Regions from separate parts of the Homo sapiens genome. Here region 1 is linked to region 2. The links are chromatin contacts, found by Hi-C in ENCODE. All regions are on one chromosome and are shown on one strand. The core of a region is the stretch at or near the end of the contact, and the rest is flanking DNA. Distances in the headings are between cores, read along the strand shown.

Region 1 (4,744 bases), core at 2,167-4,666, 3.0 Mb after region 2:
ACACTTGGTTTTTAGCAAATAAATGTTTCAATGTTACTTGATGCAAAACCCTCTATTTTTCTTACAGTATTTTGGAATTGGCTGGAAAATGAGGAAGAAAGGGTGAACTGCTCGGGGGGAGCCCTCGAGAGGATCTTCCTTTTTTGTGCACTCTGTATTATTAAAGCAGCCCCACAGCGATTGTGCCTTGTCTCCCCTCTCTGTCCTCTTCTGATCATTTCTATTTATGAACATAATTTTACGTAATTTTAGTCATAATGTGGATATTGTTTTGTATTCTTAATTTTTCACCTATCATAAGCAATGCAAAAACATTTCTGCAAAGTCTCCACTTTTCTTCCTTAAAGTTGTGTGTTATTTTCTCTTATAAATTCAGCACTAGTTTATTTGCATCCTTGAACATTTTCCAGTATTTTTCTGTAATTATCTTTTTACATGTAGTTTTTGTCTTTTTTTTCTTCTTTTGAGTTGCTGTCCTGAGACTGTTGCCCAAGGTTGGGATTGAGGAATCAAAGAATGTGAACACTTCTGTTACATCGTACTGTTGGGACTTCCAAAAAAATGTGAACTAACTTATCATTGTGGAAGTGATTCTTTTTAAGGGAAGATAAAAGACAATTCTATATTTTTGAGAAAAGAGAGACAGGGCAAGAGAAGTATCAAAAGGAAAGAAAAGATGAGGAATAGCATTAAGGGCCCATTACAAATAGGATATAAAAAAAAAATCCTGAAACCCATGAGATGAGACAAGAGGGGATGTGGAAGAGAAGAGAACACCTCTTTTTTTTTTTTTTTTTTCCTCAAGACGGAGTTTCGCTCTTATTGCCCAGGCTGGAGTGCAATGGCGTGATCTCAGCTCACCACAACCTCTGGCTCCCAGGTTCAAGCGATTCTCCTGCCTCAGCCTCCTGAGTAGCTGGGATTACAGGCATGTACCAGCATGCTCGGCTAATTTTGTATTTTTAATAGAGACAGAGTTTCTCCACGTTGGTCAGGCTGGTCTTGAAATTCGGACCTCAGGTGATCTGCCTGCCTTGGCCTCCCAAAGTGCTGGGTGTGAGCCACCGCGCCCGGCCGAGAACACCTCTTTACCTTTTAAAAGGAGCTGGCTGATCCTTAAAGAATCCTCACCTGACTGCTTTTCTTTCTGAAAGCACGTAGGGAACATAGGCATGAACTCTTGCCATCTGCAAGGATCCCAAACTCAAGGGCATGTTGGATTTCAAAATGCAGGTCGCATGTTTATAACTTAAAATATAATTTCCCATGAGAAAAAAAGTAATAATAATGACATTTCACTTTTTAATCATTTTACAGTTTGGGGATATGGTACAGTTGTTCCAGTATAAATGGATATGTGGTTTCATTTGAGCCTCACAACAATTTTGGGCAGTAGGGTTGACTCTGTTTGGTTTGACACATACTAAGAAACTCAGAGCAAGAGACTTAGTATTGTCATAGCAATACATATGTGGAGTGCTTTTTTTATTTAAATGAAATTCACTGGTGGGAAACCAAAGCCCAGACTTTTCCAAAAATGGCATCTCCCTCCTCCTCCCCTCTTCCTCCTCTAACCCATGTCCTCTGGGCTAACCTTGCCTCTTTCCACATCAACACACTTGGCCACATTCCTGGTGTAGCACGTAAAAGGCTGTTTTACCCATGATTATTAATAATTTAGAAAAAGGGCAAGTTAGAAAAATATTTGCCTCCTAATTTCAAGATTTGAGGCAGTCTGTAGGCAATGATGTGAAATACATTATGCTAAGGTTATCTTTCAAGCCTTGGGCCTGTTTTGTTATACCGCTGATGCTCTTTTCCCTGACCCAGCTCCAAAGATATGAAATCAGATTGTCTGGAGTTGTGGTTCAAGGCTCTGTATTATAAAACAGACAAACAAAAACAAAAACAAAACTCTAACATGAAAGGAGACTTAAATGAAAAGATAAAGCATTTCTTATGTAAATAACAAGAAGACAACATAGAGGTGTCATTTCTCCCTAAATGAACTTTTATGTTAAATACTTCAAGATGATACTTGGAGAAAAAAAAAACTGTGAAGGGATTAGCTGATGCTAACGTTTGCTTGGGAAAATTAACAAGCATGAACAGGCTGGAATTTCTGAAAAAGAAAAGTAGTGGGGGGATTTGCCTTATGGGATTTTATAGCACGTTAGGAAGAAGCCAGCTCCTGCTGTCTTGTGGCTCTGGCACCTTCCTCACGCAGAGGCATAAGGTGACCTAAAGTCACTGTGCTTGTCTTCATCATGCCAGCACTGAGTTTTTGAGGAGATAAGTCTGGCTGTGTGCAAAGCAGGTGGAGCCAGACATAAGAGGAATGACTTCATTCTATAAGAACATTAGAGAGACTGTGGCTTGTAAGATTGAAGAAGACGTGTGTTGGTGGGGGTGTGGGGAAATGGCCACTCTCTTCTATCGGGAGTGGGTATTTATGCTTCAGATACACATGTATGAAGTATTATGTATATAAGAATCTTCTCGAAAATCTGCTAACCCTTCAACTCATTTCTTTCTTTCCTTCTGAACCCCCGTGTTATTCAAAAGCTTCCAATCCCCCAAATGTCTCAGTTTTCAGGAGCAGTGAGCTCTTCAGGGAAGATGAGGGGCAGGAAGCCATTTTCTCTTGTGCATCGTTTGTTAAGCATGTGTTTGCAAGTTACAAGTGGATCAGACAAATGTCCTTATTTGCCCAGACAATCCTGGTATATGACATTGTCCTAGTATAATTACTAACAGCTCCTCTTGTAGATGTCCCACTTGGGATGATAAACTACATGATAACCCTATTTAAAAGGCAAAGACTACCTGTATTTTAATATGGGAAGACAATAGCTTTGCCTAGAAGATAGATGCGTGACCTTGCATGTCTCTTTAATAGAGGAAGAAGGTCCCCCACACCTCCAACTGCCTCAGTGTGAACTTCCCTTGGCTTGACTCAAGGGCTTTGACTCAGGGGCTTGACTCAAGTGGTTTGAGTTAGCCTTGAGTCCTCATAAACATGGAATTATTGAGTGTTGCATCAAATGAGTCCCTTCCAAGCTGCCATTTATCTTACCAGAACTGAGTGTGTGCATGTGTATGTGCATGGGTGTGGTAGCAACGTCATCTTTCCATGGCTAAGAAGAAGTGTGGACATACAGAGAAATGCTCTGTATTACTGCAATTGCTTTTGCATTCTGTTTGCAATGAAGAGGGAGGAGAAAGAAGAGATGGAGGGGGGCAGGAGGGAGAGAGAAGTGGGGAGCAGGAAAGAAAGGGAGGGAGGGATATTTAAAGCCACTGACAATTCCAGGGTCCTCTCCCTCCCCAGTCCCAGGCACACACTTCTGTGAGAGGGGCTCTGATATAAAACCTGTCCTGGAAGAGGCAGCCTAAGTCTCAGACGCTGCTGTACAGAAGTCCTGTGACGTGGCAGTTTCTATAGCGACGAGTCTCTTTCATTGGAGAAAGCTCCCTAAAGCAGGATACACAAAACCCTAGCAACCGGTTGAAGGCTTTTTTTTTTTTTAATATGAAGATTTTTCTGCACTTGAATTCAAAAGCCCCCTTCCTAGGAAAGCAGCTTCGTAGCAGGCAGGAAAGGGCTGCCTAGCGTGTCCTGGGGTGAGGATTTGGAAAGATTTGAAAGCTGTTGTGGACCAGGGTAGGGAAAGCGAGAAAGAGAGGTTGCAGTTTAGTGCTGCCTCGACTGGCTGGATCCAGTCTGAATTCACCTTCCAGCCTTTTGTATAGGGACCCACCACCACTGCCAATTAACCCATGATATGAATCCGCCAGGGACAAAACAAAACTGCTACTGCCTCAGCAACCCCATCATGGTCTTCCCTTTCACCTGGCGTATTCCAGGCATCTTTTGCAGGGAGAAGTCAACTCAGGCATGCACACCTGAGAGCTGGGAAACAGTAAGCCTGCTTACTTGGCACAAAATAAATGCCCCATTTAGCTGATGCTTAACTCCTGCCTCTTCCCATCAACTCAGCACAAACGTCACTTCTTCAGGAAAGTCTACTGAATAAGAGATTGCACTTGGCAGCATGTAAAGAGACCCATCTGAGTAGTTTAACCAAATAGGAGTTTATTTTACACCTAAGAAGAGGCCCAGAGGTGGGCAGTCCGGGGGGCTGCCAGCTCCATAATCATCCCTGTCCTAGCTCCTCCTGTCTTTGCCTGGCTGTTGTTCTTGGCATGTTTCACCCTTGAGGTCCCTTCCTAGTCACAAAATGGCTGTTCCACCTCCAGCCAGCAGTGCAGGCAGGAACAAGAAGGAAGCAGTAAGGAGGAAGGGGCGGTGCCCACGTCAAGAAGCAAAACTCTTCCCAGAAATTGGCAGCAGATTCCACATCCATCTCATTGGCCAGGGCTGGGTCATGTGGCTTCAACCCCAAGCTCCAAGGGAGGCTAGGATATGTGGTTTCGTAGCTGGGCAAATTGCCAGCCTGAACAAAACCGTGGCTGTTTAAAGGGCAAGCTGAGGATGAGTGTGGGTGGACAACTAGCAGCATTTGCTACACTTCCGGTGTTCGTGTCTACACACATGCTATCTTCAGGTTAGGTCACCCCTCCCTGCCACACAGCGTCATGCAGTGGTGTGCTGGAAAATGTTTAACAGCCAGATGTCTGGGACAACAAAAGCCACTGTTTGCTCTTATCTGTGGTATAAATACTCCCACCGTGGCCAATTTTAAGCTATCAACATGATGTCCAACAGAGTTAGGAAGACAGA
Region 2 (5,155 bases), core at 2,321-4,820:
TATAAACATACCTTGATTATTTATACATTCCCCTTTTGATGGGCATTAGCTTATTTCCAATTTTCATATTTTGCAAGCAGTGCCATAATATACAGCCTTTTCCATGTCTCCTAGTGCATATGTGCAAAAAGTTCTAGACCAATGAGTACCTAGAATTGGAATTGTTGGATCCTGTGGCATGCTTACTTTCAACTTTACAAGATATTGCCAAATTATTTTCCAAAGTGGTTGCACCATCTAGGCACAGTGGTTCACACCTGTAATCCCAGTGCTTTGGGAGGACAAGGTGGGATGATCACTTGAGGCTGGGAGTTTGAGACTTGCCTGGGATACATAGCAAGATCCCATCTCAATTTTAAAAATAATAAAAATATAAAATATATATAAATAAACAAAGTGGATGTATTAATTTACACTTGTACCCACTCCCCAAAGACTATTCTATGACTTTTTTTACTTTTGCCCTTATAATGCATATGAAGTGCTATCTTGTTTTAGTTTGCATTTTCCAGATTACTAATGAGGTTGTGCATCTTTTCATATACATTTTCCATCTGTGACTTGTCTATTTATACCCTTTGCCCATTTTTCTGCTTTATTTTTTGTCTGTTCCATATTGATTTGTAGGAGTTCCTTATATATTCTAGAAATTATTCCTGTGTTTCATATACCTGTTTTTTGTCCAACAGTTTGGAAACCAAAATATCACTAATCATTTCTGGAATATAGCATTCAGTTACATAGGCATTAATATCAGAAAAAATACCACTTGGTTTTCTAACCTAAAAAAATTTATAAAATAGTTTCTATCTTTGACTCTGATACACCAAAAATTTTACAAAGGGTCAGTTACTGGACCATCCAAGAATAGTTTATCACGTGGTCCAAAAAAAACTTGATACAATAGAAGAACTTTCTCTCACACTTGTTTTAAACTTCCTGTATCAGTCCAGTTCTCTCCACCTCAAGGAACAAAAACAGATGGCACACACGAATTAGGAAAATTGGAGGAGGTTTTATTTACAGAGGGACTAATTACAAAGGGGTGAGTGGGGATAGCAGAGCCATAAGAGATAGTGGCAGTGGAACTGTATAGGAATAGGGTAAAAGAGAGCTTGCCAGAACCCAAAAAGAGAATGGCATAGAGCAGGCCACCTAGACAAGAGCAGTGACATTCTGTTGAGAGACTCAGCAACTTGTGTCAACCTCGCAGGAAGGAACCAAGGAAATATATGCCCTGACCCCATGCTCCTTTCTCTCTCCCTCCCATCTCCTGCGGAAAGCCAGAAGGCATAGGTGCCTTTGCTGTGATCCACACAGGACAGCCTCCCAGAACAGAAAATTATGGATAAAGGTGGAAAATGAATCTAAAAGGTCAAATTGAAGAAATCCAGCAAGCTTGCCTAGCCAAATAACTTCAGATTCTATACCACACAAAAGAAAGGCAGATAAACTTTAAATGTAAAGAGTGACTTAAAGCACTTTTCTGGGCACAGTGGCTCACCCCTGTAATCCCAGCACTTTGGAAGGCTGAGGCGTATGGATCACCTGAAGTCAGGAGTTTGAGATCAGCCTGGCCAACATGGTGAAACCTCGTCTCTACCAAAAATACAAAAACTATCCCAGCATGGCGGTTCATGCTACTTAGGAGGCTGAGGCAGGAGAATCACTTGAACTCGAGAGGCGGAGGTTGCAGTGAGCCAGGATCATGCCACTGCACTCCAGCCTGGGCAATAGAGCGAGACTGCATCTCAAAAAGAAATTTTTTAAAAAGAGCACTTTCTGGAATTATACAAGAGTAGTGAAAGATGGATAATAGAGGCAGATACCACTTTATCTCCTATTTTCTATCTTTCATTTCTGCCAAGGAGAAAGATTACTGGCCAGAAAATAATACAACAAGGATTAAGATAAAAGATCTAAAAATCCAAACTGGTGGAAAAATCATAAGAAAGCATCTGGGTTCTCTACATCGGTGCAAACCTCCTGGCCCCAACAAACTACATCCTAGCCTATACCTAGAAGAGATTGGTGACAAAATGAGCTGCTGTTCGTTATCACAAAGAATTCTAGAAACTGGGGCAGGAATCAATAGTGCAATTCTCAGGCAGGTTGTCTAACACCACCTTGAACATGGAGAGAAGAAAGGGGAGTATTTAATTGTGCATAAGATTCAGATAGGGAAAGTCATGACTAATGAATTAACAGGACTTCTGTTTTTATCCAAACTCTGCCAGACTGACAAATCAGAAGAAGCTGTCAATACGCAGCTTCACCATTTGAACTCAGCATTTGACAGAGACTTTTACCTTGTGAACAAGACAGAAGAATGTGGCCCAGATGATCACAAAGATAGGTGCTAATTATGAATCAATGTCAGCCCAGAGTTTCTAGTGTAAAGGAATTCTGTTTGCAGACTTGTCCTGTTCATTGAGTAAATAGTTGAGTGTACAGTTGGCTTGCTAATGCACTTCTCTGACTGCTGGGAAAGGTAGCCAATATATTTAATATGGCAGAGTGAAGATCCAAAGGCTCTAACGATAAGCCAAACTTAATAAAAATTTTAACTGAAATAAATGTAAAGCCCTACGCTTACATTTTTTTCGTGCATAAGAACAGAATCAGGTCCAGGCGCGGTGGCTCACACCTGTAATCCCAGCACTTTGAGAGGCCGAGGTGGGCGGATCACCTGAGGACGGGAGTTCAAGACCGCCTGACCAACATGGAGAAACCCCGTCTCTACTAAAAATACAAAAAAAAAAATTAGCCGGGCATGGTGGCGCATGCCTTTAATCCCGGCTACTCGGGAGGCTGAGGCAGGAGAATCGCTTGAACCCGGGAGGCGGAGGTTGTGGTGAGCCGAGATTGCACCATTGCACTCCAGCCTGGGCAACAAGAGTGGAAACTCCGTCTCAAAAAAAAAAGAACAGAATCAGAAAAACATGACTAGGCCCCTAATTAAACATGGTGGGGTTTATTTCTTTCTTGTTTTATTTCTTCTGTCCTCCCAAACCTATCAAAATGATAATAGATTAATTTTTGACAAAAAGTAAAACTCAAAAAAAAAAGAATGAGAGAGGAGAAATAGAAGACAGGAGATATGAGCAATAATTTGAAACACAGAAAGTGCATAGTAACTGATTTAGCAGAGCCTACCGTCAATGGGTCTGCAAAGAAGAATTCCAATGAAAGTGAAACCAATTCACTCCCAAGAACCCTGGAAAGACCTAGCACTAGGTTCTGTCCGGGTGCTGCAGAAAGGAGTGGTGAAGCACTGAGTGAAAAGTAATAGTGTGTGAAAGTATTCATATTAATAGAATGAGCTGCTTAGTGAGGGTGTGTTTTCATTCACTGAAGATGTTGGAGCAGAATTAAACACTAATCAAATATGTTATAAAAGTGATTCAAATGTTGGACACAAACTTGACTCCAATGACTTTTAAAGCCCCATCACTCTGAAATCCTATGATTCTAGAATTTATAGTTACTTACAAAATTGTGTAGACAGGACTTCAATAGGTTTTAGGTACTTCCGGATGTATTTTTATCAGCGTCCAATAGGTGGCGCTGTGGTATAAGATGAGACTCAGCAAATGGCTGCCCTTACTTGATTCTCCTGTGCCCTACCGAGTGTCTAATAACAAGTAACAGCTAGAATGTTTGATTTTTTTTAATCGGAAATCTAAACCCAGAGATTCAGAACACCTAGGTTTCATAGTTCTTGTGGCGCATGAGCCTTTGTGTGATTTAGTTTGTCATCCTTCTCTGTCCTTCCGTCTTATTCCTATCCAAGTTGTGGCACTTCAATGTATTTGTCGTTCTCGGACAGCAAAGTAAGTCAAACGCGAAACAACTCCCCCTTCACATCCCGGATGCCCTGCCTCCATTGCGTGTACCCTTTATCTCAGGGCTCTGAGTGTGTGGGGCTCTACAAGCGTTATCTCCCTTGATTTAAAAAATAATAATAAATAAAAACAAGACAAAACAAAGAACTTACTGTTCCAGCACAAGTTTACATCAGTATCGATCAGGAATACGATTGTCTCCGGCTGTCCTCCCTTTTCTGCTGATTAGGAGATTCATGCTTCGCTTCTTTGTTTTTGTTGTTTTTGTTTTCGTTTTGATTTATTAAATGAATTCCTTCATATCATAGCCAAGTCCAATACACTTTGCTTCCTAAAAGCTAATTACTTAATATCTAGCTCTTATTGACAAATTTTGCCACTCATCAAAGTTGTAAAACTTGGTTTCTTCATTTCCCTTTATCTGCTTCAGATTTACAAGGTCCCTGGGGAATTTCTGCTTCTCATCAAGGAATGTCTCCATCAACTCCATATATTCAGGTAACTCTGCTCCCACATTGAAGACTCAAATCCAGGAAAATTTCCTAACATGAGGCATCTGTAAAGCTGTCCAATTCACCCTCTTGGCATAACCTGTCCCGCAGGGTTTTTCAACTTAATGATTTTTTTTTTCATTTTGGCTAAATGCCATTAGTCCACCCAGAAAGCAAGACTGGCCTTTTTGTTTGTTTGTTTTTAACGGAGGTTTCACTCTTGTTGCCCAGGCTGGAGTGCAGTGGCGCGATCTCAGCTCACTGCAACCTCCGCCTTCCAGGTTCAAGCAATTCTCCTCCCTCAGCCTCCCAAGTAGTTGAGATTACAGGCACGTGCCACCACTCACAGCCAATTTTTGTATTTTTATTAAAGACGGGGTTTCACCATGTTGCATGTTGGCCAGGCTGGTCTCAAACTCCTGACCTCAAGTGATATGCCTGCCTCAGCCTCCCAAAGTGCTGGGATTACAGACGTGAGCCATTGCACCGGCCAAGGCTGCCTTTTTTAAATACTTGAGTCTAGTCTAACTGACAAGAAATGTTAGTGAGTTGAGCTGGGGGGGAAAAGGCCCATACTCACAATGCAAAACAGTAACAAACCCCAAACAACAACAGCAACAACAACAAAAAACCAGCATTCTTTCCATGACCAGATTTTCAATAGTAATTTCATCTTTGCACCTTGTGTAAGTACACATCCTAGCAGCCTTGCTCAGTTACATATCTGATTGACTCCTGTTGTTTTACTTGGTTTTCTAAAATGTCCTCTGTACTAATCTGATCTGAACTCATATTTTCCATCAGTTCTATACCAACTTT

Evidence for each region. A loop is a pair of places that touch in the nucleus more often than their neighbours do. Pooled maps may share reads with other maps.
Region 1: a map of CD4-positive, alpha-beta T cell shows a loop between it and region 2 (12-fold over the local background). The contact joins two enhancer-like sites. A Hi-C loop is called at or near these places in 2 of 168 maps with a recorded cell type or tissue (CD4-positive, alpha-beta T cell and CD8-positive, alpha-beta T cell), 1 of 37 single-sample maps with no recorded cell type and 9 of 50 pooled maps.

The regions. Positions count from the first base shown.
Region 1 is chr5:72,010,880-72,015,623 of GRCh38, forward strand. No RefSeq gene overlaps it. Among named protein-coding and RNA genes, the nearest start is that of MAP1B, 94 kb to the right of the region's middle. Within about 2 kb of position 3,417, at least 4 of the 41 ENCODE cell types and tissues checked have a DNase peak (open chromatin) inside an H3K27ac peak, as active enhancers do.
Region 2 is chr5:69,039,446-69,044,600 of GRCh38, forward strand. No RefSeq gene overlaps it. Among named protein-coding and RNA genes, the nearest start is that of LINC02198, 12 kb to the left of the region's middle. Within about 2 kb of position 3,571, at least 28 of the 41 ENCODE cell types and tissues checked have a DNase peak (open chromatin) inside an H3K27ac peak, as active enhancers do.